Regions from separate parts of the Homo sapiens genome. Here region 2 is linked to region 1. Evidence: chromatin loops called from intact Hi-C (ENCODE). Cell type or tissue: prostate gland. All regions are shown on one strand. Each heading gives the region's core, and the rest is flanking DNA. Links, peaks and the distances in the headings are about the cores only. Region 1 overlaps MAPK4 (mitogen-activated protein kinase 4). Region 2 overlaps MAPK4 (mitogen-activated protein kinase 4).

What was found. A loop is a pair of places that touch in the nucleus more often than their neighbours do. Peaks named below come from ENCODE experiments on the same cell type or tissue, not always from the same donor. Only the 100,000 strongest peaks of a DNase experiment are listed, where the experiment ranks them.
Region 2: it touches region 1 in a loop (2.4-fold over the local background); 3 of 110 quality-filtered maps call a loop at or near these places.

Annotation. Positions count from the first base shown.
Region 1 is chr18:50,698,244-50,714,754 of GRCh38, forward strand. All of the region lies in intron 2 of MAPK4 (mitogen-activated protein kinase 4), which reads left to right. LOC124904302 (a long non-coding RNA gene) reads left to right here and starts at 6,200. Exons shown (of 2, transcript XR_007066369.1): 1 at 6,200-6,610; 2 at 6,717-7,896. In prostate gland, for the core only: no CTCF peak of the experiment used is centred there; a DNase peak (open chromatin) is centred at 9,808.
Region 2 is chr18:50,648,780-50,665,290 of GRCh38, forward strand. It overlaps MAPK4 (mitogen-activated protein kinase 4), which reads left to right. Exons shown (of 6, transcript NM_002747.4): 2 at 14,310-15,725. The coding sequence starts at 15,180. Among named protein-coding and RNA genes, the nearest start is that of MAPK4, 97 kb to the left of the region's middle. In prostate gland, for the core only: no CTCF peak of the experiment used is centred there; no DNase peak of the experiment used is centred there.

The DNA of each region.
Region 1 (16,511 bases), core at 8,368-10,867:
TCAAACAGCCCTAAATTATCAAGGAACATAACTATAGACACAACAGAGACTCAAAACTATGGCAATACCATGAACTCCATGCTCATAAATATTCATTTATTAAGTAAATACATATTTATCAAACATATCTAAGTATATAAAATAAATATGTCCTTGTATTTTTTGTTAATTACATGAAACAAGTTCTTAGCAAAATATATCATCAAATTGACTAAAAAAGAAAGAAAACACCTAAATAATGCAGTCACTACTAAAATTGAATCAGTAGCTAAAACTTCTCAGAAAGAAAACCTCATGTCCAATAGTTTTATCAACTTCAACCAGACTTTCAATTAACAAATAATAGAAAATAGAAAAAAAGCTTCTACCTCCCTGCATTATAGCCTTGGTACCAAAACCAGACAAGTGTAATATGAAAAAGGAAAATTGCGGGCCAGTCTCACTTATGAGACTATATTTGCAAAAGCCCTGAAAACAATATTGACAAACAAAATTCAGTAATATAGCCAAGCACGGTGGCTCACACCTGTAATCCCAGCACTTTGGGAGGCCAAGGCAGGCAGATCACCTGAGGCCAGGAGTTCAAGCCTGGCCAACATGGTAAAACCTTGTCTCTACTAAAAATACAAAAATTAGCTAGGTATAGTGGTGCACACCTGTAATCCCCGCTATCTGGGAGGCTGAGGCAGGAGAATCACTTGAACCCAAGAGGCAGAGGCTGCAGTGAGTCAAGATCGTGCCACTGCACTCCAGCCTGGGCAACAGAGCAAGACTCTGTCTCAAAAAAAAAATAAAAATTGAGTAATATATAAAATATATCCAAATTGAACTCATATTAGAAATGCAAAGTTGGTTTAACATTAGAAAAATCTATTCTTTTGACTTACCAGAAACAAAGGAGGAAAAAAAGACCCCATGATCATCTCAATCGATGCAGAAAAAGCATTCTAGCAAATTCAGTATCTGTGAATGATATAACCAGGAATAAAAGAACTACCTTCATCCAAAAGAAATTGTTTCTACCAAAAACCTTCTGCCGTATTATGTTTAACAATGAAATGTTAAAAGCTTTTTCTTTAAAACCAGGAACACATAAAGGTGTTCACTATTTCTCAGTACATCATTGCACTAGTGGTCCTAGCAAGCAAAATAAAATAAGACTGTTGTTATTCACAGATGATTTGATCGTTTAAATAAAACTCAACCAAATTAGTGACTTAATAAAAAGACTTTAGCAATATTGCTAAATATAAGATCAATATACAAAAATCAATTTCATTTGTGTATACTGGGGGCTAAAAGCAAAAAACATAAATAGTATACCATTTATAATAGCACCCAAATGATATTTGGCAATTTGTCAATTAAGTTCTGCCTCAGAATTAGGGCAAACTTTGCAGGTTAAGAGCAGTCCCACACAAGGGTGCTCTCACCTCAGTCAGTTGCCACAAGCCCGGGGGTCCCTAGGTCACCTGCACATCTGACCCAAGAGCTACAAATTTGGAGATTCTCATCTTCCCTCGGATTTAATCATTCACTTGACTGGTTCCCAGAACTCAGAAAAGCCCTGCATTTGTTATTATAGTTTTATTACAAAGGATTAAAGTCAGGACCAGCCAAAAGAAGAGACCTAGAGGATGAGGTCTGGGAAGCTCCCAAATGTGAAGTTTTTGTGTTCTCAGGACATGTCACCTTCTTAGCACATGGGTATGTATCATCAACCAGGGAAGCTCACTTGAGCTTCAGTGCCCAGAGTTTTTTGGGGAGGGTAGGAGTTAGGTTCATGACCTAGGCATGATTGATTTAATCATTGGCCACCTAACTGAACTCAACCTCCAGCCCCTCTCCACCCCCTGGAAGTTGGGCTGATACCACGTGGCTCAAAGCCCAAGCCTTCTAATCACAGTCATCCCCATCCTGAAGCCATCTAGGGACCAACCATGAGTTGCCTCATTAGCATTAAGTCAGATATGGTTCCAGGAGCCCACCATGAATAACAGACACTCCTGTCACTCAGGAAATTCCAAGGGTTTAGAAGCTTCCTCCAGGAACTGAGAATAAAGACCAGCCAAATTCTTTATGATGTATCAGGCAGTTAGAAGTAAATCAAACAACAACAACAAAATACCTAGTCCCTCTTGACAAACTCTCCATATAAATACACTGGAATACTCTACAACTGTGAAAGTGAATTAGCTACAGGTGCACACATCAACTGTTGCATATATTTCAGTTTTGCAAACCAAATTCACTGGCAGCGCTGTGTGATTAATAGTGACGCAAACATCAGCACTCTTCTGTGGGCCCATCTGCTGAGAGTGGGCAGGACCCACCAACCAGGGTTGTGGAAAACTGTGAAGCAGGCAGACTTTATCTTCAGAGCCCATACCCACCTCCTGTGCCTCTTCCCCTCCTCAGAGCCGCACCTCCCTCCAAGTGTCTGGGACATTTGCATTCTCTTTGCTTCCTCAGCTCTTCAAAACCCTCTCGGGTGCATTGCTAAGTGTGAAGGAGAAAATCCCTGCAGATTCTCTAGGCGGGAGTTGGGGGTGGGGGACAGGGAATTTGCTTCTCTAGCTATTCCACTCAAAGTTGCAACTGTGGGTTTTGGCCCTTGGTAAAGGAATTTAAGAGAGTAAGGTGACAGAGGAGGAAATCAAACCTTTTCTGGTGGCCGAAATTCTCACCAGCTTGTTTAGGTGAAGGACAGAAACACCTTTCAAAACCACACCAGCTCCCCCTGCAGCCATGCCCTTCACGTGTTCCCTCCTCTAAGGAATACCAGGGACCTCTTTGCAAACTCTCCAGCCCTCGAGATGATTTTCCTCCGCCTATTAGAACATGGGCCCTACCATGGATTAGATTACTTCAAAGAAGGTTCCTAGAATATGTTTCTGCTTTCCAAGCTTAAATTCTAACAAGACACCCCCACCCCCACCCCCATCCTCCTTGGCCATTATCCTCTTCTTTTGCCCAGCTTACTCTGGTCAGGGCCAGATTTACCGTGGAGTCCATGAAACTTAACCCCAAGGCCTCTCCTTTGCACAACCCTGACCAAGGCCCTGGGAGGGACCCTAACCTTGTGTTCACATGGTCATGTGTTTTTGTAATATTCACAAAGCAAGTTATTTTGAGAGCAATCTGTTAGCAAATGGGCTATTGCCATTCAGACTTTCCCTCCTGCTGGATGCCGCTTGCTTGGCTGGGCATTTGGGGGAGCTGACTTAGGGGAGGTTGCAGTGGAGATGCTTTTAGTTTTAGTGGGCTATGTTTACGTGGTTTGCAGTTACTTCTGTATGTGCAGTTAGGTTACTGCCAGCATTGTGGTGTAGGAATAACTTCTAGAAATCCTGCTAAGGCCCACGGAATCAACTCATGAGGTCCTCATGCAAACACGGCCCACCCTACAACTCATAACATGTGACTGCAACTAGGACATCATCAACAACTTGGTTAATGAGTGTCGTTAATTCAAAGAGAATAGAAGTTGAGTCACCACATAAGAAAATTAGAAACGCCCCCCAAATCTTATAGGTCATGTACAAAAGAACACTAAATAGAATTATTTCCCAAATTTGATAATCCAGAAAACTTATAAGGTAAAAGAACTTATAAATATCAGCCATACAAGGCTGGGCATGGTGGCTCATGCCTGTAATCCCAACGCTTTGGGAGGCCAAGGCAGGTGGATCGAATCACTTGAGCTCAGGAGTTTGAGACCAGCCTGGGCAACATAGTGAAACCCTGTCTCTACTAAAAACAGAAAAAATTAGCTGGGCATGGTGGTACACACCTGTGTTCCCAGCTACCAGAAAGGCTGAGGTGGGAGGATCGCTTGAGCCCAGGAGGCGGAGGTTGCAGTGAGCTGAGATCACACCACTGCACTCCAGCCTGGGTGATGGAGAGAGATTCTGTCTCAAAAAAAAAAAAAAAAAAAAAATCAACCATTCTAAAGTATCAACCACACTAGAAGAAAGACTTAGTTATCTTTTTAACTACCTAACTTTCAAAGACTGAGTTATCTTTCAAGCTGGGCGTGGTGGTGCATGCCTGTAGTCCCAGCTACTCAGGAGCCTGAGGTCGGAGGATCACTTGAGCCCAGAAGTTTGAATCTAGCCTAGGCAACATAGCAAGACCCTGTCTCTTAAAAAAATAAAGAAGCATATTACAAAATTGTCACAGAAGAGAAGATCAGAGATTATGCAGCATGTTTACATTTGCTGCCAGCAGTTTGCCAAGCAGCTAATTAGTAAAAATGTTATTTTTATGAATGGTGTGGTGTTTGTAGTATTTGCCAGCTTTTTATAATTTTTAATTTGCTGCAGTTCCTTTTCTGATTAAACATAAATATTCATTTTCATATCTAATTTTGTGTTCATGATTTTGTATTTTTAAGAGGCTCCCCAAACCAAGATCCACCCTGGCCCCTTTTCTGTTTCCTTCTTCATACAGTGACTGCCCCATCTTCCTGCCCTCATCTGGTGTTGACTGTGCCCTGGTTTCATGATAGTCTTTGCAGTTGAACCAGCATACTTACTGCCCAGAGCTGGAGTGTATGCTCCCTGAAGACAGTCCCCTGATTCAGAGTACCACAAACAGGGCCGGACCTACTGGAAACACTTTATAAAGGCCTGTTAAAAGAGCATCTGAAATGAGACTGTAATTCTCTCGAACAGGTGACCCGGGAGCTGCCTCCCAGTATGTGGGCACTTCAAAAGTGGTGTATCTGCCTGCAACTTGCAGGTTTTCCCAGAATACAAGAGTTTCTGCAGAAAAGATGTGGTTCCCTGTGAATAGTGTGATCCAAAAAGACCTTTCCCAAAGTCAGGGTCAGACAGGGTTACTGAGCCAAGAGTTGGATTTGGACCCTAACAGAAGCAACTCTGGAGACCCCTCTCAAATTGATCTCAAGACCTTTCTGCTGCCCTCCTCCCCATGCTCACTCCCCTTCTCCATCCCCACTGCCTGTACTTCTTCCCTGCCTGGCCAGCCTGGGCAGTGGTCTCAGTGCTACTCATTCAGCAGGCACCTCCTTCCTCCAGTAACCTGCACTCTCCACCTTGCCCAGCCTCCCTTTCCTAACCAAAACATCCCTGCTTTTCCAAGGGGCCAGAGCCTCTGTGGAGTGAAAGTAGCTGGCATTTCTAATGGCTTTTATAACACGCAGCCACCTGCCTTCAGCATCTTCTGTCTGCAGGCACCAGGCACACCAAGAGGTCCCAGCACTCAGGGGCTCTCAGGATAAGTGGGGGAGGCAGTGCGCCTCCATTCACACAGAGCATTCAGCAGGCGCCATAATATTAGTCTTGCTAACAGAAGACAGTGGGCTTAACAGGTCAGTATGTTTCCTCTCCCAGGTATCGAGTTGATATGTTGACAGGGACCTTACCCAGCATTCCTCACAGCCTGTCCTGAGAAAGACTGGTCCCCATGATGCACTTAGAAAAAAGTGGATAAGTGGTCAAAGAGGTTTGACAAGCACTACATACTAAATCCCCATCTAGAAGATTCTGAGACTTTATAAATAAGCTTCACTGGTTGTTGCCAGCCTGTCCCAAGGGTGTTTGGGCACACATCCTATCTCCCCTGCTAGCTATTAACATCTTTGGAATATGAATTCATTTCAGGAAACACTACCTTACTATCTTAACTAAAAACAGCAAGTCTGTAGGTGAGACTCCTGCACCCAGACAGGCAGGTGGTCAAGTTCAGGAGGAGCAGGGCATCCCCAGTGTTCCACAGGGAGCTACTTCCTGCCTACATTTAGGCTGGACCACCAGGAGCCTCCTCCTTCCCCACACCTGCCCTTTCCAGGCAGACCTTGTGACAGAGAGACTTTTAAAACTTCAGGTAAGCTCTCTAGGGCCCATTCCATTCCCTCCCACGCCATCTGTATAATGAGTCTACCTGGAGACTCCAAAATCTGTCACGCCCTCCAGACCCATCTAAGTTCTACCTCATCCCGCATCAGTAGAAAAAAGAAAGGCCAGACACGGTGTCTTATGCCTGTAATCCTAGCACTTTGGGAGGCTGAGGCGGGTGCAATGCTTGAGCTCAGGAGTTCGAGACCAACTGGCCAACATGGTGAAACCCTGTCTCTACAGAAAACACAAAAATTAGCCAGGCGTGGTGGTGCATGCCTGTAGTCCCAACTACTTGGGAGGCAGGAGGATCACTTGAACCCAGAAGGTCAAGCCACTGCACTTTAGCCTGGGTGACAAAGTGAGACCCTGTCTCCAAAAAAAAAGCAAGACAATCATGTGTGTCTCTCTCTTATTTCTCCTAGTCTACTGATTGCATCACAAGCATTGTGGGTCACATTCCAGAGCCTTCTGAGAAGGGAGAAGTCAGGGAAGTTCCTTTTGTTCTTCTGAGCGTTCTCTGCAAGTCAAACTGGGGAGAGTTCCAGTCCTGTGGGGTGGGAGCAGCTGTGAAGAGGCTGGAATCGGAGGGAACTTTGGGGCCTGGAGGCCTAATGGAGGACTCTGTGATGTTGGACTATGTTGTGTCGTTACCCTCCCTGCCTCTGCATCCTCTTCTGTGGAGCAGGGACAATGACAGCAGCCATCCTGGGAGAGCATCATGATGACCAAATGGAAGGAAACAGAGGGTGAGGAGCACCCCAAGCACATGGTCAGCACCTGGCAGGTGGCTGTTATTATTACCCACTCCTCAAAAGTGCTTTTGGACTCACATTTTCTTTCTTTCTTTTTGAGGGTGGAGGTGTAGAGAGGTGAAATAAAGCTCTGAGTCTGACCTCCAGGTTGGTCCCAGGCAAGATTAGCAGCCTGAGGGGTCCGGCTTCCACACGGTAGCATGAATAGCATGTTCAATAGAAAACCGGACCCATACCCCACACGGCAGAGGGCTAGGCTTGAGCACAGACACTACCTTTGTCCTGAGATTTCTACATGGCAATGAAACTTCGAGCTAATTTTCTCCTGACTGGTGGTCAGTTCCTGAATTTCATGGGCATATCAATCATTCCTTTAGCTCAACGTTTTTACTCCATTCATTCACCCGATTGTAAGTGAGCGCCTATCTTGTACAGAGGTGCACTGCAGACAGAGGGAAAACAACTGGCTCTTGCCTTCAGGAGCCCTCGCTGCCTCCCCTGCTATAGAGTTAATGAAGTTAGATGAAGGGGTCCAGGAGGCTGTGTGAACACAAAGCCTTGCCAGCTAAGTCAGAGAGGAGGGTCCTGCAGTAATATCCCCAAATGTAAAATGAAAAATAAATACCTTCAACAGGGTTCTCAGGAGGTGAGCTGAGCTACTGCTGGCAAAATCCCTTGTACAGAGTGGATGTCAACAAATATTCCCTCCCCTCCCTAATGTGCTCTCAGTTATGTACCTGGATGTTAATAAGGGAGCTGAGAGAAAAGTTTGCTAGGAGGGCGGAGAAAGTTTCCACCCTCCTCGGGGGAAGAGGTCGGGGACAGAAAGGGGAGGCCTGGGGCTCAGAGACCAACGTCTCATGTCTTCTACCACATGGCCACGTGGCTCGCCCCTTGACTCACTCTGGTCTCTGCTCGAATGTCCCCTTACATGAGAGGCCTTTCTGGACCACCCACCCCATCACTCTCTATCTCCTTACCCTGCTTTATTTCCATTCCTTGCACTTATCTCCACTAGACATATCATCCATTTGTTTGTTCAGCTGTCTTTCCATCCAAAGTGTGCACCTCATGATTACAGGGACTTTGTTTTGCTCACTGCTGGGATCAGATCTCAGCTCTGCCAATTATTAGTTAATTTGATCTTGCTCAAGTTAGCCCCATCTCTCTACCTGTTTCACAGGGTCATTTTGATAATTAAATGCACTATTAATAAAGCAGTACTTGGCACGGTGCCTGGCACATCATAATTTCTCAATAAACGATAGCTATTATTATGATCAGTGATTTTTCAGTAAATTTTTACTTCCTGTGGTTCAGCCATCTGGGGAAAACCTCTGCGGCTACTCAAGGATTTATCTTATCCTGAGGGGAGGTAGAAATAGAAACCTGTACTCATCCAGGAACCATGAAAATACTACTTACCTTTCCAAAGCAGGTGAACTCAAGACCTCTAGAGATGCTGGTTCTCAAATACAGCTACACCTTGGAGTCACCTGGGGAGCTGTAAAAAAATCACTGATGCCTGGTTCCCACCCCCCCGCCTCCGCCCCCACAGATTCTGATGTGATTGGCACAGCAGGAGTCCTGAACGTCAGTTTTTTTTTTTTTTTAAGTTCCCTAGGTGCTTCCAGCCTGTAGCAGGTCTGAGAGCCCGTGCTCTAGAGTGCCACCAGATTTCCCCTTGAAAGCCAGCGTGACAGATGTCTATTTGTGGCTTGACAGTTAATGCATCTTACTAAAAGAAGCCATTTGCACAAGGACTGGCCTATTAAAAATTAATCACTTTGGCCTAGCAGGGCTTCTCACTTAAAGATTGCTGTCCATTGTCATGCAGCACCCCAGGATGCTAATGCCCCACAGAGGAGAACTTGTAGCCCCTCCAGCAGCAAAATCAGATAAGGAAACTGAGGCAGAAGCAGCCCAACCAAATCATCCCTCCACCCACCTCTCTACCCAGCCCAGCCACTGGTCCTGGTGAGGATGGTGGTAATGGAGCTGCCAGTCCTGGTACATCACTGAACAAACAGAACATGTTATCCTGTCTTTGAACTGTAATAGGATTCAGAGTTCTTGATTTGGACCCCATGAGGATAATGTCCAAAGCTTTTATCAGACGGTGAGCTCTAGCTGAATTAGAAGACAACCACATTTCACCGAAGTGCTTTTTAAAAAGAAGCCCAACTCCATTGCTCCCACTTTCCTGCTGTTTAAAAGTAAGGAGAAGTACATTACGCTAAATGAAATAAGCCAGATGCAAAAGGACAAAGCCTGTATGATTCTGCTTCTGTGAGGTCCCTAGAGCCATCAAACCCATACAGATAGAAAGGAGCATGGTGGTTGCCAGAGGCAGGGGGCAAGAACAATGGGGAGTCATTGTTTAAGGGGGACAGACTTTCAGTTTTGCAAGATGAAAAGAGTTCTTGGCTGGGTACAGTGGCTCATGCCTGTAATCCCAGCACTTTGGGAGGCTGAGGAGGCAGGTGGATCACTTGAGCTCAGGAGTTCAAGAGCAGCCTCGGCAAAATGGCAAAACCCCATCTCTACAAAAAATACAAAAATTAGCAAGGCATGGTGGCCCGCACCTGTAGTCCCAGTCACTCTGGGGGGTTAAAGCCCGAGGATCGCTTGCAAGTCTTACTGGGAGACTGCAGTGAGTCATGATCGTGCCACTGCACTCCAGCCTGGTGACAGAGTGAGCCTCTGTCTCAAAAAAAAAAAAAAAAAAAAAAAGTTCTGGAGATGGATGGTGGCGATGGTTGTACAGCATTGTGAATATACTTAATGCCACTGAACCGTATGCTTAACAGTTAAAATGGTGAACTTTATGGTATGTGTATTTTATTACAATTAAATTTTTTATGGCAATTTTATTATAATTTTTTTAAAGTCAAAGAAAGTGACCACACAGGGCCTGGAGTGTCCAACAAGGGCCTGCAGGCCTATGGGAATTTATATGAGCTTTTGGTTGATTTCCATGGAAACCTGGGAAGAGATGGTGAATTTCAGGATCTGTCCAGGATCCCCCAGAGGGTGGAGTGGAGAAGGGGCAGCCCTGAAAGGGGATCAGCAGATCAGCATTTAGGGCATCTTAGAAGTTTATGAAAATTCAGTGCAGCTGATTTAGCCAAACGATTTCTTCACCCATGTTTACTTTAGCTGCGTAATAGAACGTGCCAGATGATTTCCCAGTGATTGCGATGTGAGCCAGGCTTTGTGATGTGTTCCCTCCCTCAATTTGAGAGAGTCCCTGCTGCATGCTTTCCTGCAAATAAGTTTAATGGAATGAGTTTGCTATTTGGCTGTGGTATTATTCCTTTTTAAAAAAGGTTTCTCACGTGCCTCATATGTACATTGGCACAAATAAGAATTATGCCTTCAGAGGGAGATGACTACAGAAGAGAGGCTGTATATGTCTGCTTCAGCGGGACCTCTGGGAGGATGTTGTTCTTCTAAATGATCTTTTGATGAGTGTCTGTAACTCAAAGAATTAACCCCTATTATAGGTCAGTCTGCTGCTCGGTTTGAGAAATCTGCCTGGCCTGTAAGTAAAGCAAATCATAATTTCTTAGGGCAGGCCAGTATCATAAAGACCATCTAGGAACTTGCTGGTCCAAGTGTGGTCATCTGAACCGCAACATCAGCATCACCTTGTTTAGACTGAGAAATGGAATCTGCGCTTAACCAGTCGAGGTCCTCAAGGGATCTGAGAGCACCCCAAAGTTTGAGAAGCCAAGCTTTAGGGTCTCCACCAGGAAGACGGTTTTGGCACATCTCTCCACGAGACTGTCTGTTCTGTGCTTGGACCCTCTGCTTGTCTAGACAGCCCAGGCCCCCACAGAAAGCCCTGGCAGCCTTAGAAGTCTCTCTTATGTGCGAGGCAGTGGAGCCCTCTATTCAGGTCAAAGGAGCTACATCTGCACAGCCTGGGGTTGAATTCCAGCTGTGCCACTTATAGGCTGTGTGAGTATGGACAGGCTGCTTACACTCTCTGTGCCTCAGTTTCCTCCCTGTAAAATAACTATGATGAGAGTCCCTACCTCATGGGATTGCTGTGAGGATGAAATGAGTTAATCCATATAAAGCAGATAAAACTGTCTGAGGAGCTCAATAAATGTTAGCTGGTATTATCATGTTGCATAGATTTCTGTCTCACACATTGGCTCTCGGCTGTCCCCAGAGCCTCAGAGAACAAGCTTAGCTCCTCTTCTACATGACAGCCTTGCAAATGTCTACAGGCAGCTCTCACGCCCACCCCTTCCATGTCCTCCAGACTGAAATTGCCAGGTTCTCGTGTGACAGGCCTTTGATTTCCACTGCTCCTCCACCGGGAGGGCTCCTGGGAACCCAGTCCCCTGAAAGAATCACAGTCTCCCTGCCACAGCCTCACTTTTCCCCTAAGTTTTTCTTCTTCCAAGGAAGTGCAGTGCCAGGGGCCTTCCTGAGGCCTTCCTGAGTCCATTAATCCCCTGCTCTCCAGACTGCCCGGGGAATTGGGGGAAGCGTGATGGGGTGGAGAGGGAGCACAGAGCCTGCAGCCTCCTTGCTCCACCAGTGCCCACCTGCTAGTAAGACTTGCAAGGGCCCCACTAGGGGCGCAGGCCTGCCCAGGCTAATTAGAAAAGCAGAGACACACATGGCCCTTCTGCAACCTACGCTGAAACGCCTTCCGCACTAGGAGGGGGCATTCGCCTCCCCTGGGGAGCTCATTCAAGATGGAGATTGGAGGACTCCAAGTCGGCAGCTCTGAGTGGTCTGCACATTCACAAGCACATCTCTTGGAGTGCTTGTGAATTCACAAGCATGTCATTGGGGATGGGGGAAGGCCTGGCAGTATGAAAGTGATGAGTGCAGGAGCCAGACACCCCTGACCACTTCCCAGTTACAGCACCTTGAACCAGTCATTTTATTAGTCTGTGAAGGGCCTGCATCAAATTCATGTAAAATACTAACACAGTGCTGGGCACAGGGTAAGTCCCACAGAAATGTTGGCCATGATTACTTCCTGGTCCTTACATTTTTTCCATATTAACATTTCATCTCTCTAACCATGTGAAATGCTCTTTGAAGACAAGGGATGATCTGAATCATTTTCCCATCCTTCACACAGGGACAGACACCTTAGGCTCCCAGGACACATTGCAGAAACTTCTGGTTGGGAAGGCGAGGCTGTCAGAGTCTCTTATCATCCTAGCCTGGAAACAGGGGCAGCCCTAAACATTGCTTCAGCATGAAAGGAAAAGCAACCCTTCCCACCCTGTCCTCATCCCCCAGAGCTAAAGTTGACTGGGCTTTTATTCTTGGAGAATGTCATCTCATTTAAATTCACCATACCATACCAGGCCAGGCACGGTGGCTCATGACTGTAATCCCAGCACTTTGGAAGACTGAGGTGGGAGGATTGCTTGAGCTCAGGAGTTCGAAACCAGCCTGGGCAACGTGGCAAAACTCTGTCTCTACAAAAAATACAAAAATTAGCCAAGCGTGGTGGCGTGTGCCTGTAGTCTCAGCTACTTGGGAGGCTGAGGTGGGAGGATCGCTTGAATCCGGGAGGCGGAGGTTGCAGAGAGCCAAGATGGCACCACTGCACTCCAGCCTGGGCAACAGAGCGAGACCCTATCTCAAATAAATAAATAGGCCAGGCGCGGAGGCTCACGCCTGTAATCCCAGCACTTTGGGAGGCCGAGGTGGACAGATCATGAGGTCAGGAGATCGAGACCATCCTGGCTAACACAGTGAAATCCCATCTCTACTAAAAATACAAAAAAAAATTAGCCGGGCGTGGTGGCAGGCACCTGCAGTCCCGGCTACTCAGGAGGCTGAGGCAGGAGAATGGCGTGAACCCGGGAGGCGGAGCTTGCAGTGAGCAGAGATAGCGCCACTGCACGCCAGCCTGGGTGACAGAGTGAGACTCCGTCTCTAAATAAATAAATAAATAAATAAATAAATAAATAAATAAATAAATAAATTCATCATACCCCTAAGGGATTAGTAGGCACATTATCATTAAAGGGTGTAGTAGAAAGTTTATTGGATTGAGCCTTCTCCCCCAACCTTCCAACTCCCACACGCAAGAGATCAGGCAGTGGGGGCACAGCAAGGGCAGGCACAGGAGACTTGGCTCCAGATCAGAACTGGTGCCCACCCAGCACGGGCTTGCTGGAGCAGCTGGGAGTGCCCACCCTTCTGGAGTGACTTTGATCCAGGCTGTTCTGAATTCCCTGGCAGGCAGCTGGGATCGAGGGCTGCTTCCCTGCTCCCTCTGCAAAGAGAATGCTCAGAGCTTTAATTATACCTTCTCTCTATCCTTCAGGGGCCCCTAATTATGCTCCTCACAGGGCAGCTGCTGCTAGATTATTTCCCAAACACCTCTGAAGCTTTTAAAGTCAAAGCCTCCCATGGGCTCTGCGTGACTCTAAAGGGACAGCAAAATGGGTGGATGGGAGCAATAGCTGACGAAAGTCCCAAGGCCCCTTAAAAGGGTCTAGAAAGGAAACCATGTTCATCTGCCTCCCAGTGGGCACAAGGTGGCAGGAGGAAATAGACGATTAGGAAGGGGCCACTCCCATCTTGTTTCTTGTGCTCTGAGTGGTGGTCACAGAGAACTGTGGGAGTGTGCACTTCATGTCTTCTCAGAGCAGTGATGTTACAAAGCCTCACACAAGAGGCTGGCCCCAGCTGGCCTGCAACAGCCGCGTGCAGACGCACCCACTTGTGCGCCAAGTGTGCCTGCTGTCCTGCTCACTCCCTCCTTGGCCACCCTGTGCATGGGCATGCCCTGCCTGGGGAGACCAGGTCTGATCACAGAGACATGTTCCTCTCTACATCCAAAAGAAGCTGAAACTATCCTCACCCTGCAGGCTTGGGCAGAGGGCTATTTGGAGATTTTTTTTGAGCCAATATACTTATTGATTTATGAGCTCTTTTAATAAAATTGGGTCTCGACTTCTGGGTATTCTTTAAAGTTTTTTTTTTTTTTTTGTAGAAAATTATCCTGAATTTCACCCCATCCACTCGACTGCAACTCCTCTCTTGAATTCTGATCACCAGTACCATGTTGTGGGCCCCAGAGCCTCTCCCATTCGGACACCCAGGGCTCAGCTCAGCTGACAGCAGGGCCCTGGTCCACTGTGTCTGCCCCCAGACCTGGGAATGGAGCTTCCCATATATTCCCATCTCCCCTTCCTGGGGCTTCTCTTGCACCAGCTTGGCAGAAGACACTGCACCTTCCCAAATTCTTCTCAGCCTTGTGGCTTCTGAAACATATCAACAAATCCCCTTTAAGTGTCGGGCACAGTGGCTCATGCCTGTAATCCCAGCACTTCGAAAGGCCGAGGTAGGCAGACTGCGTGAGCTCAGGAGTTTGAGACTAGCTTGGGCAACATGACGAAACCCCATCTCTACAAAACATACAAAAATTAACTGGGTGTGTTGGTGTGCGCCTGTGGTCCCAGCTCCTTGGGAGGCTGAGGTGGGAGGGTCCCGTGAGCCTGGGAGGCAGAGGTTGTAGTGAGCCACTGTTGCGCCACTGCATGTCAGCCTGGGCGACAGAATGCGAGAACCTGTCTCAAAGAAAACAAAAACAAACAAAAAATCCACTTTATGTTTTTTTAAAGAGTGTGAAGAACAAGTAACCATAGGAAGATAGCTAGTAGTTAAAAATTCAGCAGGCTCTTGTTTTTCATTAAAAAAAAAAAAAGGAAGAGCTGGAAAGCAACTTTCTTAGCTCCTATCATGACCTGGTCTGTAATTCTGGCCCAAGGGCAGCCTTACCCATGTCAACATCTTTCTTTTACTTTCAGAGCAAGTGTTTCAGAAGAAAGCCCCCTGTCCCCACTGTTCTTTAACCCTAGACTCTGAGGAGAGGCAGATGTCAATTCCAGACCATTCTGTTTCATAAAAGACTGTGCATTTACATATCAGAGAAAACTCCCCTGAAGCTACCTCCCCTCTGGGTACTCTTGCTTTAGTCTTTTCCCTGACAATCTCACCCTCTGACTGAAAATAAAACCAGACTATTTTTTTAGAACCCACCCACCTAAAAATGAACTTCTACAGACAGTATTTGGCTTGTTCCTGTAACTTTTAGAATCGAACTTAAATTCCTAACAGCCTACTGTACACACACCATGGATGAGTCTCAGATGCATTGTGCTAAGTGAAGGAATTCAGACTCAAAAGGCTACATACTGTCATTCCATTTATACAGAAGGTAAAATTAGAGAGACAGAAAAGAGCAGTTGCTAGGGGCTGGGACTAGGGGTGACCAAAAGAGGGCATGAATAAATTGTTTGAGATGATGGAATTGTTACGTATCTTGATTGTGATGGTGGTGACATGACTATGCTTTTGTCAAAACTCACAGAACTGGTGAATTTTACCCTATGTAAATTATACTTCAATAAACTTGACTTTTAAAGCAATTAAACTCTTATAAAAATGACATTGGCCCATCCTTTGTTGGAACAAGATAAGGCATAAGTGGCTATCAACTTATATAAACTCCACACCCACCTTGGAAAGTGGAACCTGGACCACCTTGTAGTCAAGTGTATAAAAGAAGAGGATCAGTGGTCCCTGCAGAAGGTGCCTAAATTTGGGAGGAGGTTCAGACCATATGAGATGTTTCCTTTTCATTCATTCATTCAACAGTTCAGCAGTGTTTACTGAACACTTCTTAGGAGGCATGGGGCTGGGCTATGCGCAGTAGCTGCATAACAAGACACAGCTGCTGCCCATGAGGGGCGCACAGTCTAGTGGTCCTTGGAGGGGTGGGGATGCAGAGAAGTAAAGAAACAGCAACAAAACAAGGAAACTTCTGAGAGGAAGCTGGCCTGAGCGTGTCAGCCGGTAGCACCATGAGTACGGGGATATCCCTCATGGAATGTACACTGTCAAATGCACAAAGGACAGAAGAAGAGGGCACATTCTACAAATTTTAAGGAGTTCATTTTGGTGAGAGTATTGAGGCCAGCGTATGGGATGCTCTATGATTTCCAGCTGAAGGGTGTCTTCTGCTTTTCCTCCTTCCTTCTACCAGTTTGAGGCTCTACTCGGAGGAAATATGTGCCACAGAGGGGAGGAAACTGCTGTCCTTTCCAAAGGTTTTAGACATTTAATAAATCTTTGCTGAACAAATTAAGGGATTTCAGATTAATAGGTCAAAAGCTCCTGGGTCCTGGCCTTCTTAACTTTTCATCTGCTTTAACCTGAGACTGTGATACTTCTGCATCAGTAGAAAGGAAAGTGTGAATGCTAAACTGCGAAGTAAAAGACCATCCCTGGAATCTCCCATTGGATCTCCTTGGTCCTAACTGTCTCACCTTGACCCCCAATGGATCTATACATTTTTTTTCTTACATTAGAAAGACTGTTCTAGGGAATTCAAATGGACATTTCCCAGATGTCACTCTTGGCCCAGTTTTCTGAATTATGTAGAAAACAATTTCTAAATTCCCTGGGTATATTTTCCTAAATCATATATGGGTATATGTCCTCGCTATATACCATAAGGAGGGAGTCCATCTCAGACCACAAATCACTGAGCCATGGGCAAAATCAGCTAGAACATTTATCCCCCAGAAAGACACAGTCAGACTCCGAGAATCTCATGGACCAACGAAAGCTGTGTCCACTTTGTTGTTCAGGACTGCTTCCACATAGCATTTTCCTGCATCCATTATGAAGATGGTCTTATCTGTTCTCAGCAAGAGCCTGGTGCCTGGCTTTGTGGCAGCATTAATTCTGATCTTCAGTGTCAAAGCAACCAGCTTGAGTTCAAGCATATGGCTAATTCTGAGATTCATCCACTGGATACAGAAAACGCCAGAGTCTCATGGTTACTCTGTTGCTAGCAGTAATGAACTTGAGCAGGGCTCCTGTTTCTCCATCTTCT
Region 2 (16,511 bases), core at 7,678-10,177, 50 kb before region 1:
GCTTTACTGTAGCCTCACCCCTACCCTCGCTATGCTTGCCCTGGGAGGTGGCCTCATGGGGGCAGGTCAGCAAGACTGTCCCAGGCCTTACTCCCAGCCACCATTGCTGACAACTCAAAGGAAGGTAGAGAGAACCTTAGGTCCTTGGAGCCTGGATGAGGGTAGACTTGAAGCTGGGACTCTACGCCTCTCTGCAATTATGTCAAAGAAAAGACAAAATGATCCACAGGGTGAAAAGAGATCACTCTCAAAGGCGATTTGTTTTGCTTTTTGTTTTATGTGAGAGAAACACTTGCCTTATAAAACTAAACCTAGGGATGGGGGTAGGCCCTGGGTGCCAATCTTCCATCCCAACCCCAGTGATCTGATCCCCTAGGGGCCCTTGGCTCAGTCCCGTGTGAGACCCACTTGAGTTGCTCTTCAGGCTTTCTGAGGCTAGGCCCCTTGAGGTGTCCTCAGACTCTGTCTACCCACTCCCACACTTGGGATCCTAATTTGCAATTCAGGCAGTTGAAACTGATTCAGAACGAAAAACAATTGACATCACTCCTTGAAAAAAGAAAATGATTTTGTCATTGGCAATATAAAAAGGCCTAGTTCTAAAAGCAATCTGCCTTCCACCCAGAAGGTTTGCACTGGACAGGTGAGGGTTCTGTCCCCTCCTGCCACGCTCAATGACAACATCCTCACTTGGTTTCCTCCAGGTGGGAAGTGATCAACACAGGAGAGGCAGCCCCTCCCGCCTATGCTGACCTGATCCAGCCCCACCTCTCCCTGTCCAGCCTTTACCTCTTCGTGTGTGTTCCGTAAGGAAGCTCTGTGCATGATGCGTATAAGTTGACCACCTTAAGTACTTTTCTGAGCCCCAAGTTGCTCTGGCCCATGCATTGGGTTAAAGGCAATATCTATCAAGTACTCTTCCTCCCAAAGGGTAGCTTGGAAGTAGGACTCTATATAAGCCTGCGGGGTGGCTGAGATCTTCCCCAGGCAGCCCCTGCCCAAACCCATTGACTTCCTCTTGTTCCCAGCACATAAGGACCCCGGGTCATAGCAAGAAGACAGAGCCTGGTTTCTGCTGGTTCTTGAGAACTCATGAAACCCTGAGGTTCATTTATCTGGAGTGTGTAGAGGCAAAGGAATGCTTTAGTGCGTCACCATCCAGCCCGCTGCAGGCCAAATATCCAAGTGTGTTGGCTGGGGCCCCAGCCCTGATCTGGGTTCCCAGTGAAATAACTACACTGTGCAGGTTAAATCCAGTTCCTGTCCTGGACTCCCAGTGCCTGGAAGAACTGTAGAGATCTTGGCTACTGGCAGGATTGCATTTGTCAAGCTAATGTGCTGCTGCTGTTGTCAAGGTTGCAGTATTTTCTGCATTGAGGACTATATCAAGTGTATGTCCAAGGCTCCCAGGCAGTGAGAATACTCCGTCTCTGTGTCCTGAGTGCTAATCACGGCAAAGCAACTCAAAAAGAAGGCAGGCAGCTGCCTCTGGGGCTGGAGGTAAGGTCTTCTCTCTTGACATCCTTCTGCCCATTGCCCCCTTTCCACTACCCCCTCCCTTTCTCTCTCCTCTTTTCCTCTCCCTAGCTCCTCCTGTTTGTCCCTGCTCCCCTAGCCTGGGCCTGCACCCTGGCTCATATCATCAGGATCCTGAGTGTTTTGTTTCCCACCGATGCATGTGGGCATGAGACTGTCCACTTTCCTGTGATTTATTCACTGTCTTGGTTACACCTGAACAGAGGCATCTTTTGTGGCTGGCCTTAAGGGGGCTTGGCTCTCCAATCTCACACTAGAATGAATTGATGTTTTCCTCACCCAGCAAACACTGGCTGGGCCCCAGTGGAGGCCAAGTGCTGTACTAGGCACCAGCCCTGCACTTCCTCACCAGGACAGGGCTAATTCTCAGTCCCCTCCTGCCATCGCTTCCTGAGGGCAGCCTGGCTCCAGCTCTGTTGTAGTGAAGGGAGAGGATTCTGATTTGGAATGCTGGTAGCTGCTGCCACATGGTCGATATGTGACTCTTTCTTTCCTGATAGAAAGTTATTACTTAATTATTTGAGGAGGAGGAGCTGTTTCTTTGCAGTTGGCCAATCCTGGCCATGCACGGGCCTTTGCTGGCTGGATCAGGTTCCCCTTCCTCACCTGACGTAGGATGCCCTGTAAGGTTAGCCCCAGGCCCAAGAAATGCCAAAATGGGTTGGGCCTGCTCCAAAAACAGGAGTGACCTTGGAAGAGTCCTTTCCTCTTTCTGGATTTCAGTTGCCTGGGTTCCTGCTGTAATTAGTATGAACTGACTAATGCCTGAAGGCTGGATGGTCACCTTTTTCAGCATGAAATCAAACCAGCAAGGAACGCAGGTGCTGCTGGGGAGACTGGGGTTCCCGTTGAGGCTCTTGTTCTTTGTCTCATCTGAGAGCTTACAGTGGATTCCCCACTGCCCATCTCCCTGGGTCCATGAGCTCCATTGCTTTCTTGTCCACTCCGCACCCAGTCGGTGGAGCCTCATGCCTTGTCATCTCCCTCCAGGGAGCTCTTCACCTGGAGGCTGACCAGTTCTCTCCCTCTCTCACCATGTGTACTGTGATCCAGTGGCCTCCCACGGGCCCTGACCATCAAGACTAAGAGGGTTGTGGGTGTGTGGAATGCGCTATGGGCCTGCAGGGCATTCCTTGTTCCTAGGAGATCAATGCGCTCCCTGGTATTTCTCCTGCTAGAACAAGGAGCCAAGTGCAAAAGCAAGTGTACAACCACGTTTCCTCTCCAGCACTCATGTCCCTACCATGTGATCTCTGTGGCATGTGGGTCTGACTCTCAGGGTTTCATAATCTTTCCATGAAGGAGGCACCCACAGAGGAGGGCAGCGGACACATGGCGGCAGTCAGGAAGTTAGAACCGAGGGAATGGTGTCACCATAATGGACTTGGTTAGCCAGTTGGCAATTCATTGTAGATTCATTCCTTGATACCCCACACCACAGGCTGGATGTCTTTGTGTGTCCTGGAAGAGGAGATAGAAATAATTTAGCCTGATGCTCCCGCCAGTCTCCATTCCCAACTCTCACAGAAAAGAAACTCAAAACACATGTGCAGTGGTTTCACCTCTTCCCGTGTGAAGGCCACCCTACTATTGGAGGTGTGTTGAGACTTGCCCAAGGCAGGAGAAGGGGTCACACTACCAGCCCCTACAGCCCACTTAATTCGCGATGGGTGCTGTTCACTTTGGTATAATTGGGTTGTGGTCATGACTGTACTTATTTCTGGAAGCACATCTGTATTGCCAGCCCGATTGTTCTTCTCTCATGAGTAAGTGGGCAGTGTTGTTATTCCCACCTCACAGAGATGAGACTTCTTGCTGGAGTGCTCACAGGCAGCGGCAGGACCAGAATCCAGGCCTCCTGGCTCCCTGGCTTTCCTGGACTCTGACAGCCCCGTATGGTCCAGGGATTGTTGACCTGACCTGTCAAAATAGATTTCTTCACCAGAAAACAGGGAGATGCAATCGCTGGGAGAGGGATCACTTTTTTCTGCTTTAGGAATGATTTCTTGTTGCCTCTGAGCAAAACCCCTGCAAATGATTAGCCTCCCCGGGAATAGTAGGAGGTAGCCATGCCTATGTGTCAGCTGGATAAAGAGCTGATGCACCTGGGTAAGAGGCAGGCTGGGCTGGGTGGAAGGAAGTCAAGAACTCTATGAAATTTAAAGGGACTGAATCTAGGATTTAAATCAGATAAGACTTGTGAAATTCTCATGTCTGGTTGGTATCCCTCGGTGGGTAGAAAGAAGTCAGTATTAGAAATTTGAATTTGTAAACTATGGTCTGGAGTATGGAGCTTCTGAGAATGCATTTGCACTGCTCAGATATTAATATTGATGCAGTAGGTTAGGAATTAGGTGCTGAGAATAGAGCGATGCACATGATGAGTTCCTGCCCTCACTGCACTTCCAGTCAAACATCAAACACAGCAGTTAAAACTGAAACAGAGAGAAAAGTGACATAAAAGGGCTAAGAGGGGGACACAGCCTGAACAGATAAGCTAGTCTGGGAAGGGAAAGGAGACATCAGGGAAGGCTTCCTGGAGGAAGGGACATTTAAACTTAGACCTAAAGGATGAATAAGAATTAGTGGCTGGGTATGGATTACACCTGTAATCCCAGTACCTTGGGAGGTTGAGGCAGGAAGATTGCTTGAGCCCAGGAGTTCGAGACCAGCCTGGGTAACATGATGAAACCTATGTCTACAAAAGTTTTAAAAAAGAAAAACCTAGCTGGACACAGTGGCATGCACCTGTAGTCCTGGCTACTCAGGAGGCTAAGGCAGGAGGATCTCTTAAGCCCACGAGTTTGAGGCTGCACTGAGCTATGATCGAGCCACTGCACACCAGCCTGGGTGACAGAGCAAGACCTTAGTCTCAAAAAATAAAAAAAAAAAAGAACCAGGCGAAGAGAAGGTGGGCAGTTTCCCTAACAAAAGGAACAGGTTTTCCTGACAAAAGGAACAGCAAGTGTGAAGGCCCAGAGGTAAGGGAAATGTGACATTATCTATAAGCTGAAAGATACCTTTTATGGCTGGTGAGTAGAGTTCAGCGAGACTGGAGATCAGAGGCTAGAGACAGTGAGAAAGGATGTCAGTTCCCAAGATGAGTTAAGGAAGCAAGGTAAATCCTTCTCCAAGAAACTGGGAAAATTAGAAAAACAGAAGCAAGCACTCAAGGATGCTCAAGAGTGCTCTGTAACAGGAAGCCCCATGGGAGATGACAGAGTTCACTGGTGTTGGAACCACGCCTAGTTTAGAACCCAGGCTCTACCTTCTAGGGTGTGATCTTGAGGAAGTCATTTCAACTCTCTGCAAAATGGAAGGAAGCGGAGGAGAATGGGCACCTGCAGGGCACCTACTGTGCACCACGCACTGTGCTGAGTTGATTAATCTACTGAGAATAGTTCCGCCTACCTCACAGTGTAACTAATGAAACTTCAACTTAAACGTTGTTGAATGTGTATGACTATGCCCAGCACCTAGGAGGCCCTCAATAAAGGCTAGCGCAGTTGGACTGTGTGCCTGGGGAACAAGGCAGGGATTGGTGCCAGAGACAAAGAAAGATCCCGTTAGCAATGGGAGCGTGAGGTCAGAGTCAAGGCCACCGATGCACATGGGCTCCGACTGAGTGCCAGCTCCAGATGCTTGGCAGAGGCTCTCAGGAGTGCTGTTTTAGAAGGACTTTGATTCTCCTGGCTCATCAGGAGAGAGTCATGACTGATTATCAATGTCTGCCATAGGCACAAAATGGAGTGAAGTAGTATATACGGCACACATCTGCCATTGCTGGTCGAAAGCAAGATAATACGGACTCCTGTGGCTACAAGCCAAGGATCTTTGAGCATCCCTGCCATGGGCTAACCCTGCAGGTAGAAAGTAAGTGGTCCCATTTATGGGTCCCAAAATTCGGCAGGAAAACTCAGGTCTGAACACTGAGCTGCCAGAGGACTTTCTGCATTCCCATGATGGCTTATTAAATGTGGGCTCACAGAGTTATCTCCCAATTCAGGGAAGGCACAGTGGCCTGCAGGCACCATTCAATAAGTACTGAAGCCAGTGTGGGAGAATTAAAGATGCAGGCTCTGCCTCTCCTCTGAGAAGCTCAGATCCGGCTGGGATCACTTCCCTTCAGAACACAGCCCAAACAAAGCAAGCCCCAAATAGGGCCTCACCTTATTTAGCCACTGAAGTCATAATTGCACTGATTTAGATTTTGAAAGAGGCCACCATCTTCTGCTATCTCAGATCTCCTTCCTTTAAAAAGAGAAGTTTCCCCTTGAATCTACAAGGGTCAAAGGTTGCAGGAGTCGTTTAAAATCAGAAGGATTTACACACCTGCTACACATGCCCCCTGGCACACTTGTGGACCAGAAGCTGGACTCAGCCTTCAGCCTGGGCAGGGGCCTTTGTGCAGCTGGTGCTATGCCCGTGGCCACCGGCTCCCAGACTTCCCACGCAGGGACCCAGATGCTCCCCTTCCCCAGCTTTGCTGATGTGGTGCTGGAGTTCCGACGAGGCAGCCGGAATTTCTCTCCGTGCTATTTTAGTATCGCTGAGAGGCATGGGAAGGCTTTGTTCTCCCTGGCTGGTTACGTAATTTTCAAAAGGAAAACAGAGCAAAGCCTGAACGCTCCTGGAGTTTGCTCTTTGGGGAGGAGGGAACTCCCCACCCAGCATCTGATGTTCCTTCTGCAAACTTCTCTTCCCTCCCTCAATTCTTTCCTCTAACCACCCCACCTCAGGGAGGTGAAGATAACAGGGTCCCCTCCTGTTTCTTTCTCAGCAGTGTCCCCACAGGCGTGTTCTTTAGAAAACCGTATTGAGGGAAACACAACCCAGGGTGGGTGGCATCACTGCCTCCCAGGGACCTTAAGATGTTTGCAGTCACCACAGGCTCACACGTCCCAGGGGGAGAAGGCTCACCTGAGGCCCATCATGGGCAGCAGAGCCTGTCAGTGGTTCCTCTGCTTGAGATGTATTTATTTTAGACTAAGCTGGGCTTTTGGCTCGGGTCGGTTGGTGTCCTGCTGGCTGGTGTTTGTGAAGGGTCATCCCAGGTCCTGGGCTGGGAGTGGTGCTGGGCATGAGAGAGGAACAGGCATAGGGACTGTAGCCCAAGGTTGGCATCATGGGCGGCACCATTAGGAGCAGCCATCTGCCCATATATCAGGGTTTCTGCAAAGGAAAATGAGTTCCTGAGCATGCACAGGTCACTCCACACGAACCACTGCAGCCTGCACTCCTCTGGGGTGGAGGGAGCAGCGCTTAATTTCAAAAGCCGGAAAGCCAGGGAGAGTTGTTTCTCCTAATTCCTGGGGGTCCCCCTGCCGCCGCTGAGAGTGAGACCCGGCTGAGTCTCAATGGTAAAGATCAGCAGTTACACAGCAGTTCTTAACTCGGTGAGGAAACACCTCTGGTCATTATGCTTTTGGGGGCCTGTGTGGCCTCCTCCCTTGAACCCCTGCTTTTAGCCCCTACTCACTCTGGAGGGATTTAAAAAACTTTCTTTTCTGGGCCTCAGGGATGCTTTTTAAATTTATCTTTCCATGTGGGTTGTACTGTGTCATAACCAAAATCTTACTGCAAACATGGAGCCATTCCTGTGTCCACTGATATTTATTTATTGAATCCCTCTCTATATGCCAGACACTGCCCTGGACCCTGGGTTACATCAGTGAAAACAGACAGGTAAGGTTCCCCTCCTCCCCAGAATTCTATCTGACTCTGGAATCTAATGAGATCCATGCCAGGTGAGACCCAGGACCCCAGACTCAAGGAGGGCTTTTCAAGGCCTCTTCTCTATTTTAGAAAGTCAAGAACTGCAGATCTCCAAGTCCTTCCTCTCCATTAGTTAGCTATCGCTGTATAACAAATGTCCCAACATTTATTGGCTTAAAAACAACATTTATTACCACGCAGCTCCTGAGAGTCAAGAATCTGGGCATGGTTTAGTTGGTGCCTCTGACTCGAGGTGTCCTGGGATGTCCATCAAGCTGTTGGCGGGGCTGTAGTCCACTCAGGGCTCAACTCAGGGAAGGGTTGCTTCCAAGCTCACTCACACGGTGGCCAGCAGGTCCATTTCTGAGAACTCACAGGGATCCCCCCATAGGGCTGCCTCAAGAAGGAGCAGCAGCTTCCCCAAAAGCGAACAGGAGAGAGTGATTACCTCAGATGGAAGCTACAGGCTCTTTATAACATGATCTCAGAAGTGGCATCCCATTCTTTTTGCCAAATTCTATTCTTTAGAAATGAGTCAGTGAGTCCAGCACCCACTTAAGGGGAGGGGATGACACAAGGCCTGAAAACCAGGATCACTGGGGCATCTGGGAAGCTGCCTTCCACATCCTCCAAGAGCCTCTCTGACTGATGGGACTCACCCTGCTTCCTGCTACGCTTATAGTAGGAATCACACAGTTGGCCCCTGAATGTTCCTGCATTGTTTCCATAATTATTGTTGTAGTTCCACTCCCCCAATATGAATATAAGCTTCTTGAGGTCAGAAGCCATGTGTCCTACCTCTTCTCACTTTCCATTTAGACCAACCGTGTGCTGAGCAAGTTACTGTCAGATCATCTCAGCCTCAAGTAAAAAAAAATGTAAAAGTCCAAAGCAAAAATGTCTTAAACAGCAGTAGGGCTTAACAGTCTCTCTTGGCAAGAAAGCTGGAGGTGGGTAGTTGCAGGCGTGGCTCAGCTCCTCAGCGATGCCAGCAAGGTCCCACACTCCTCTGCCACCTCCCCACGTGGCCTCAAGACAGCTGCTGCAGCACCAACACCACTTCCTCTACAACCGCATCCACAAACAGGAAGTAGGATTTCTTCTTGCTTGGGAAGGAAACCTTTTCCCTTAGGACTCCCCAGCAGGCTTTCCCTTAGGCTTGTTGACCAGAACAGGATCATATGACCACCCCTAAAGCAATCACTGCCAAGAGGGAATTGTATTACCACAGTTGGTTTAGATTCATGGTCCTCAACAGGGATGGGTTTGGGAGATGACATCACCTCCTGGGACTCCGGGAAATGTGAGTCTGACCCAGGGACCAGGGAGCGCTATTGGCATTTAGTGGGTTGGGATCAGAGTTGTTAAACTTCCAGCAATAGTATATGGTACAATCCCATAAAACAGAGAGAACTGCAGAAGCTGAGGCCGGAGTCATTGTGTAATCACCTGAGTGAGCTTGGAAGCCGATCTTCCTCCCTATTTGAGCCTTGAGATGACTGCAGCCCTGGCCAACAGCTTGACCTTGAGTCCGAGGCACCCAGCTCAAATGCCAACACCAACCCTGTTGAAAACTGCTGATTGAGACCAGTGATTTTCAACCAGAGGTGATTTTGTGCCTCCCCGACAGGTGACAGTTGTCAGTGTTTGGAGACACTTTCAGATGTCACAGCTTGGGGGTGTGACTGGCATCTAGGAGGCCGAGGCAAGGGATGCTGCTGAACATTCAGCCGTGCACAGGATAGTCCCACTGCTAAGGATCACTTGGCTCAAGATGTTGACAGTGCTGAGGCTGAGAAACCCTGGTTTAGACCCACTGGGAGTCATTCCTGGGTAGGCTCAGCTGCCTGATGGCCGAACCAGACCTGGTTTGTTCGTGAGGAGGAAGCAGGAACGTTTCCTGGGTAGGTGGCCACAGTCAGTGTCAGCTACAGGCCGTGCTAGTCAGGATGCCTGCAAGTCAGCCAGCTCGTCCCAAGGATGCCCAGTCCCTGTGCCACAGGCTCTAGCATGGCTGAGGTTCACAGTTAAAGGTCAAGAACATGATGGAAGGTGGGGGTGTGGTTGTTTAAAATCAAGGGTTTTTTACTCCACTTTTAATATTATTTCAACATTCTATTTCTTGGTTTCTCTTTCCATAGAATGGGCTTACTGTGGCCTCCATACTGGGTTGAACAAAGGCTGAAAAGGTGGCTGCCTCTTGCTTTAATTTGAGACATACCACAAGGTGTGCCTACCCCACATTTTTCCCTCACTGGGCCTGAAAACTCACACTGAGCCTAGATGGTTTGTGGTAAGAGTCACTCGCTGGGGCTGAGATCATACTATGGCGATTAGAGCGTGAGTGTTGGACTTGGACCAACCTGAGTTGACATCCCAGATTCTTCACCTGCCAGAGGGTGACTCTGGGAAAATCACTTCCCTCTTGGAGCTCCATGGAGGACGATATCAACCTCACAGGGGTGTTGTAAGACCCAACTGAAATAATCAGGTGAAGCCGTTGGCCTCTGGTAAACCCTCAGGACATGCAGTTCCACCATCTTCATCATGTCCTCTTTACCATCTCTCCAGCAGGCTTCTGTTAAGATGCAAGTGGGGTTGCGGAGCAAGGCACATCAGCCATACCACAGAATTGCAGAACTAGAAGGGACTTTAGGCCAGATTAGGTAGCTTTTGGAGAGCTGGGCCCTGAGGGCATCAAATTTGCATATGAGCTGAACCAAGCCTCACCTCCTAGGTAGCTCCCTAGGAGGCCAGGCCTGGGATAGTGTCGCCTTGAGGGGCAACAGGAAGACTGAGTCCAAGAGGAAGGAGACAGTGCAGTGCAGGAGGAGCCAGAAAAGGGCCGGGTCCCAACACACTTCAGGACCTGCTTGTGAATGAGCTAGAGGATGTTCCCACGGAGTCTAGAGCAGAGGTCCACGAACTACAGCCCACAAGCCTAATCTGGCCCAGCACCTATTTTTGTAAATAAAGTTTTACTGAAATGCAGCCATGCTCATTTGTTCAGGTATATTGTCTGTGGCTGCTTTTGTGCTATAAAGGCAGAATTAAGTTGTGTTGAGTGGTTTCAACAGAGGCTGTATGTCCTACAAACATGGAAATATTTGTTATCTGGCTCGTTATAGAAAAAGTTTGCCAATGCCTGGTCTAGAGGACTCCATTCACATAGACCACAGTGACTCATTAGGATCATGAGCCTTGGAGTCAGACTGACTGCGATGTGAATGGTGCCACCTAGAACTGTGCAGTGCATAGCATGCTCAGCTGGAAATAGCGGCTCCTCGGGAGAAGGGCTTCCTGTAAGTTTCAGAGTGTTCAGGAGAGGGGAAGAAAGCAGTGTCTGTGAAATGTCAGCACCTTGCTGGGGAGATAGTTCCTGTGGAAAGTCGAAAGCATGAGGTTCGGGAGGATCTGAGCAGATGGGGAGGTAAGTCTAAATTTAGACTTTCCAAAGCTGATTTGTAAACCAAAGCCCCAGGAATCCCAGAAAGGGACAGTTGGCACACGCCATCTCATCTCTGGTTTGCCTCCGCATGTTAAAAGGCTGGATGAGTGAGAGAATAATTAATTGGCCTCAACTAAGCTGTTACCTGAGAGTCAGTGAGAAAGCAGTTGAGAGCTGAAACTCCATTGTTCAGAGTCCTGAGGGTAGAACTTTCTATTCCTGTGTTTTATTACGATGCCCAGCCATGGAATCGTGGGGACCTTGGCTGCTCTTGTGAGAGTTCCATGCATTCCTCTTGCTGGGTGTCATTCAAGCACGATTGAACGAGTGACCTTTCCATCTCAGACAGTGAATGCCACCTCCCTGGGTTTGAAATCACACCTGTGATTCGGAGCAGCTCTGAACCACCACCTTTGAGCTGAGAATGGTTGGGCTTTGCCCTGAGAAGCTGCACCACACCAAGAGCTGCCATAACCACTCCCCTGCCCAGGTGGACACATCCAGATGCCAGTCTGCTCCTCCCCAGGGCCAGTGGGCCCACACCTCTCAGCATATCATGCAAGAAATGGACCACTAACCTTAGACTTCTTAGGCGGTGGATGCCTTGTAATCAGCCCACCTAGGGAGAAAGGCAAAGGGCTTACAATGCAAATTACAGAGGAATTGGAAAGAATTGCTCTGTAAAGAAACAGGAAAGAAAGAAACAGAAAATGAAGAGGCTTGAGAAGAGAGGCATAATAATAAACTCAAATGGGAACAGAGAAATGGTCAGACAAGAGGCTGCCTGATTAGAGCACTGAAACTCTAAGAGAGGCAGCATCTAAGCAGAATATGTTACTAAGAGGATTGAAGTTCAGAAATATTAGTTGGTCTGAATGGTTAGGGCTTGTTGTGAGATGCGCCCTTTGAACAATTTCCATGGCAAGTATCACAAGGGACAGTGACCACCTAGGAAACGTGGGCATCACCACTGTGTAGACATAATGAACGGTACTCAGCTCCTTCCAGTCAACGGATATTTTCTATGCTCTACTTTGTGCCCTGTAAGCTACTTGTGAAGCTTACAGTCTAGTTGGGAGATGGACATGTACAAAAAGTTAAATAACAGCCCAGGCTAATGTATGGTAAATGCCAAACACAGCGTACACATGAGTGCCACAGGAGTTTAGAAAAGGGAGACATGTCATTGAGAACCAGGATGGATGCTTTAGGAAAGAAGTGAGACTTTGGATTCTGAATGATAGGATTTCAACAAATGGGGGTGGTGGGGAAGCAGGAGAATATTTCAGGAACTGGGAAGATACAAGCAAAAAAGCCAGGCAGCAAAGAGTCTATTTAGCAGCCCACAAGAAAGGTGGAGTGGCTGGAATTGAGGCTTGCCACGTTGACATCGTACCTGGCCCCTAAGCTGACAGCATATTGGGAAGACCACTGAAAAAGAGACACACACACGGGATACAGTCCCTCCCATGCATGAGAGGGAAAGAGTTTTAAAAATAAATAAAGCACCTCTTAATTATTCGCTGATTATCTGCATTGCAGCTGATCTCAAGCAAATCCTGCATTCAGCTTGCTTGTGATGTCATCCCCTCTGCTTAGGTGCTCATTCCTCTCTCTGTTTACAACCCAGCAGAAGCTGGAAAGGAAGAAGGCTTAAGCATGTCTCTTCCTAAAAAAAATAATGATATGCAATTGCCTCTTTTTGCTATGCCCTTGGGAGTCAGACCAGGCTTGTGGGGAGAAAGAGAAGCTTCAGTGTAGTTGCCATTACATGACTTGGGCAGCAGGAGTCAAGGAGGGAGAGAATGGAGAGCTGTGGAGGCTCTTTGATTCCCCTGAGTTAGGTATCCAGGCCAACTTCGCTAGCACAGGCCATAGAATCTGGTTCACTGGGTGCTCCCAGCACTGTCTCTTAGTGGCTGGGCATCCTCAAACAGAGTGAATGGTATTCATTTATCCATTCATCAGATGGATATTGACCCTATGTATGCTGAAAGCACTAAGCTGGTGCTCTCCAAGCCTTGGTATCCTCACCTGTAAAGTTAGAACTGGAATCAGAATCGATGTTTCTCAGTGGAAGTGCTGTTGGCATTCAGGGGTGGAGGGGTGGATGTCAGTGGATGTGCTCTGGGCATTTGGGCATGGAGGTGGGAATGCTCGGTAGAATGGTTAGCAAATCCGGCCCTACCCATTAAATACCAGTAATGACTCCCAGTCAAATAAGGTGAGGAGGGCAGTACCATCTCCAGATAAGGACCACGGGCCTTGTTTTCTTAGATTTCTTCCCAATCTGAAATTCTGTAAGTCTATGGTTGTTTTGTTCCTGGACCCAGTAAAAACATGCAGAACAGAATTACCGAAGATCTGACAAATTATCAGAATCTTGAGTACATCTTATTCAAATGTAAGGGAATGTTTAACTAAACAGCAACAATAGGTAACATCTGTTAAGCAATTACTATGTTCTAGACCCTTGGCAAATTTCCTTCATTAGAAGTCTTTACAGGCGATCTGATTGTTTACTATTTCAGATCATCTGTGTCCCCTAATTTGCCCCCTTAATTTCAGAGCATTGAGTTGACTATCGTTTTTGCTTCATTTATCTTTGCAGAGTTGTGCGAAGTTCAGATAGCAAAGTGTCTCTATAGGAGGCCCTGCGATATGAGAATAAAGCAGCAGTCTGCCAAGTTCATGCCTTTGTGTTGGATACAGTCTTCTTTCTTTGTGTGTCTGTGGTCTTTATGAACTTAGAAAACCTGCCAGTCTCTTAGACGCTATGATATTACCTTACTTCAGAGATCTGAATTTACATGTCTAGTTTTGCAGGGTTTTTCCTCCCCACTTAGTTCCTATACCTGTAATTTGAGTCAACAGCCACCAGAGGGCAGGGACAGTGAAGTTTAGATTTGACCCATTGCTTTGAAGAGCGAGGTCACATTGTCAAAAAGAATACAGCTCACCATGCCAGTTTTGATATAGCACTGGGAACTCTGCACCCTGGTTTCTGGGCAAAGAGAGTCCTTTTATTATAGGTGGCAACATTATTTCCTTGTAATTTGGTACATGGGCTTCTTCAACTTACGTGGAAAGCAAGAGATACAAATGTCATTACATCTTAGTCCCTGTGAAAGCCTCTTAAAATGTTCAAAGACATTTGTAAAAGAAGGAAGAAAAGGAACCCAAGTGCAAAAACACGAGTATCGATCCTTTGTTTTCTGTCTGCAACTCATTGCTTTCTACTCTCACCCTTCCTAGCTAGCGCTGATGTGTGTGTTTGGAGAGCATAAAACAAATTAATTTTCCGAAGGTCAGAAGGGATAATTCTCCACCGTAATTTGCACATGTTAAACTTGGGGGAGCAGGCACTGACATAAGAGGCACAGCATCTGATGGTCTTATCAAATCAATCCATCTTCTGTCTCTTCCAGGGGAGTGCTACGCACAGCAGGAGGGTGGCTGGGCAGTGCAAAGCCCCGGAATCCCCTGAGCAAGCAGTGTTTCAGCTGGCTGGACAGATCAAATAACACTTGGGCTGGTTAACAAAAGACGCAAGTGGGAAGGTGTTGGAAGCCGGAGTGTGGAAATTTACCCAACGTTATTTCTTTGACAGGGAAGGAGACTTGGTCTGAAAGATGCCACATTCCTGCAGCCTCTCTTGGTGCAGTGGAATACAGTCTTGGGCGAGGTGGCGTGGATGAGCTGGTGAAAGAGGATGCTGCCCACATCCAAAGGCTCCAGAGGATCCTGGCCTGGCAGCTGAGCTCCCCTGCATTTGGAACCTCAGGCGTAACTTGGTGTAGAGCTCATGAAAGGTGCTTGTGTTTCTCCAGCTTTTTTCACCAGTGCTTACCAGACTGGCTCAGGTTTTGGAATCTAAGGTGAGCTGGTAGAAACAGGAGAGGTAGAAAGAAGCCCCTGGATGCCTCCAGAATTCATTGATGGGATCCCTGCATACTGCTTGGAACACAGAAAGAGGCTGTGACACAGCTGAGCTTTGGAGCATCTTAAGGAGCTCAGCTCAGCAAACAACTCTTGCATTTCAGCCAGAAAGAGCCTCTTGTAACAAAGTATTCAAAGGGGAGAGTTTCTGCATCTTTTACTTTGCAGTCCACTATGGTAGAAAACTTGACATTCCATAGATAATGATACTGGGTTTTCTTTCCAAGATGCCAGCTTTAAAAGAAATATGAGCCATTCTAAGCTTTAAGAAGGGTTCAGGAAACACAGGAATTAGTAGACAGCCCTCCCAATGCAGGTTAAGACGACAGCCTGCGCCCCCAACTAGCACAGCTCAGCGAGCATGACCATATGCCATTCTCGTCTCCAGAGAGCTGGTGGCAGTGACCTCACTAGGAGAAAACACATCCCTCAGCCGTGGGACTTGACAGAATGAGGTGCGCGAGGGAGGCCGCTAGCCGAGACTTGGCCTTTCCTGACTGCCCCTGTGTTACCTGGGCAGCTCCAGATCACTGAGCCCACAATGGCTGAGAAGGGTGACTGCATCGCCAGTGTCTATGGGTATGACCTCGGTGGGCGCTTTGTTGACTTCCAACCCCTGGGCTTCGGTGTCAATGGTTTGGTGCTGTCGGCCGTGGACAGCCGGGCCTGCCGGAAGGTCGCTGTGAAGAAGATTGCCCTGAGCGATGCCCGCAGCATGAAGCACGCGCTCCGAGAGATCAAGATCATTCGGCGCCTGGACCACGACAACATCGTCAAAGTGTACGAGGTGCTCGGTCCCAAGGGCACTGACCTGCAGGGTGAGCTGTTCAAGTTCAGCGTGGCGTACATCGTCCAGGAGTACATGGAGACCGACCTGGCACGCCTGCTGGAGCAGGGCACGCTGGCAGAAGAGCATGCCAAGCTGTTCATGTACCAGCTGCTCCGCGGGCTCAAGTACATCCACTCCGCCAACGTGCTGCACAGGGACCTGAAGCCCGCCAACATCTTCATCAGCACAGAGGACCTCGTGCTCAAGATTGGGGATTTCGGGTTGGCAAGGATCGTTGATCAGCATTACTCCCACAAGGTATGTCTGGCTGGAATGGCGGATACTGGTGGTCCACAGAATCCCCAAGAATACTTGCAGCATTCCCAAGCTATTCCTAGCTCCATGGTAGTCAGAGGACTAGAGTTAGTAATTAGGGGAGGCTGGAGGGTGCTAGGAAGATCACTAGCCTGAAAAGTTGTTGGAGGCGTGGAGGGAGATCTGGTTCTTGGTCTTGGCTCTGCTATGTGGCTTTGATCACCCTGAGCTGTGCCTGCAGAAGCTGGACTAGACGATCTCCAAAATTTCTTCCAGCTCTAAATTCTATGGCTTGAAAACTATGTGGTTGGTGAATTTGCCTCTAGCATCTTCTTATCCCTGCTGTCCACTTAGCCATCCCATGTCCTTCCTGTGTGCTCAGGACACACCCTGAGGCTTCCCACCCTGTGAGCCTCATGCTCTGGTTGGTCTCACCTCCCTCATCCCATCCAAGCTGACCCATTCGGTGTCCATTTCTCTCAGTCAGTGGACAGCAGGCACAAATTGTTGATCTGATGAGCTAATCCTTCACTGTACCTTATCCAGCTAATGACTCTGTTCTCCTGGGTCCCGTGATGCTCTTGCTTCTCAGTGTGATGTGAAAGCCATGGGTGGCAGACGGTACTATTGCGATTCCCCGTGGTGGGTGCTAAATGCTCCACCAACTGCAGGGATCAGAGCTGACCCGGCCACTCTGCTGGAGACAAATGTCACACTGAGTTGTTCTCAAGGGCCCAGACCTCCTCTTACCTGATCCATTCCTCTCTTCAGAAGCTGGGAGTCCTCTGA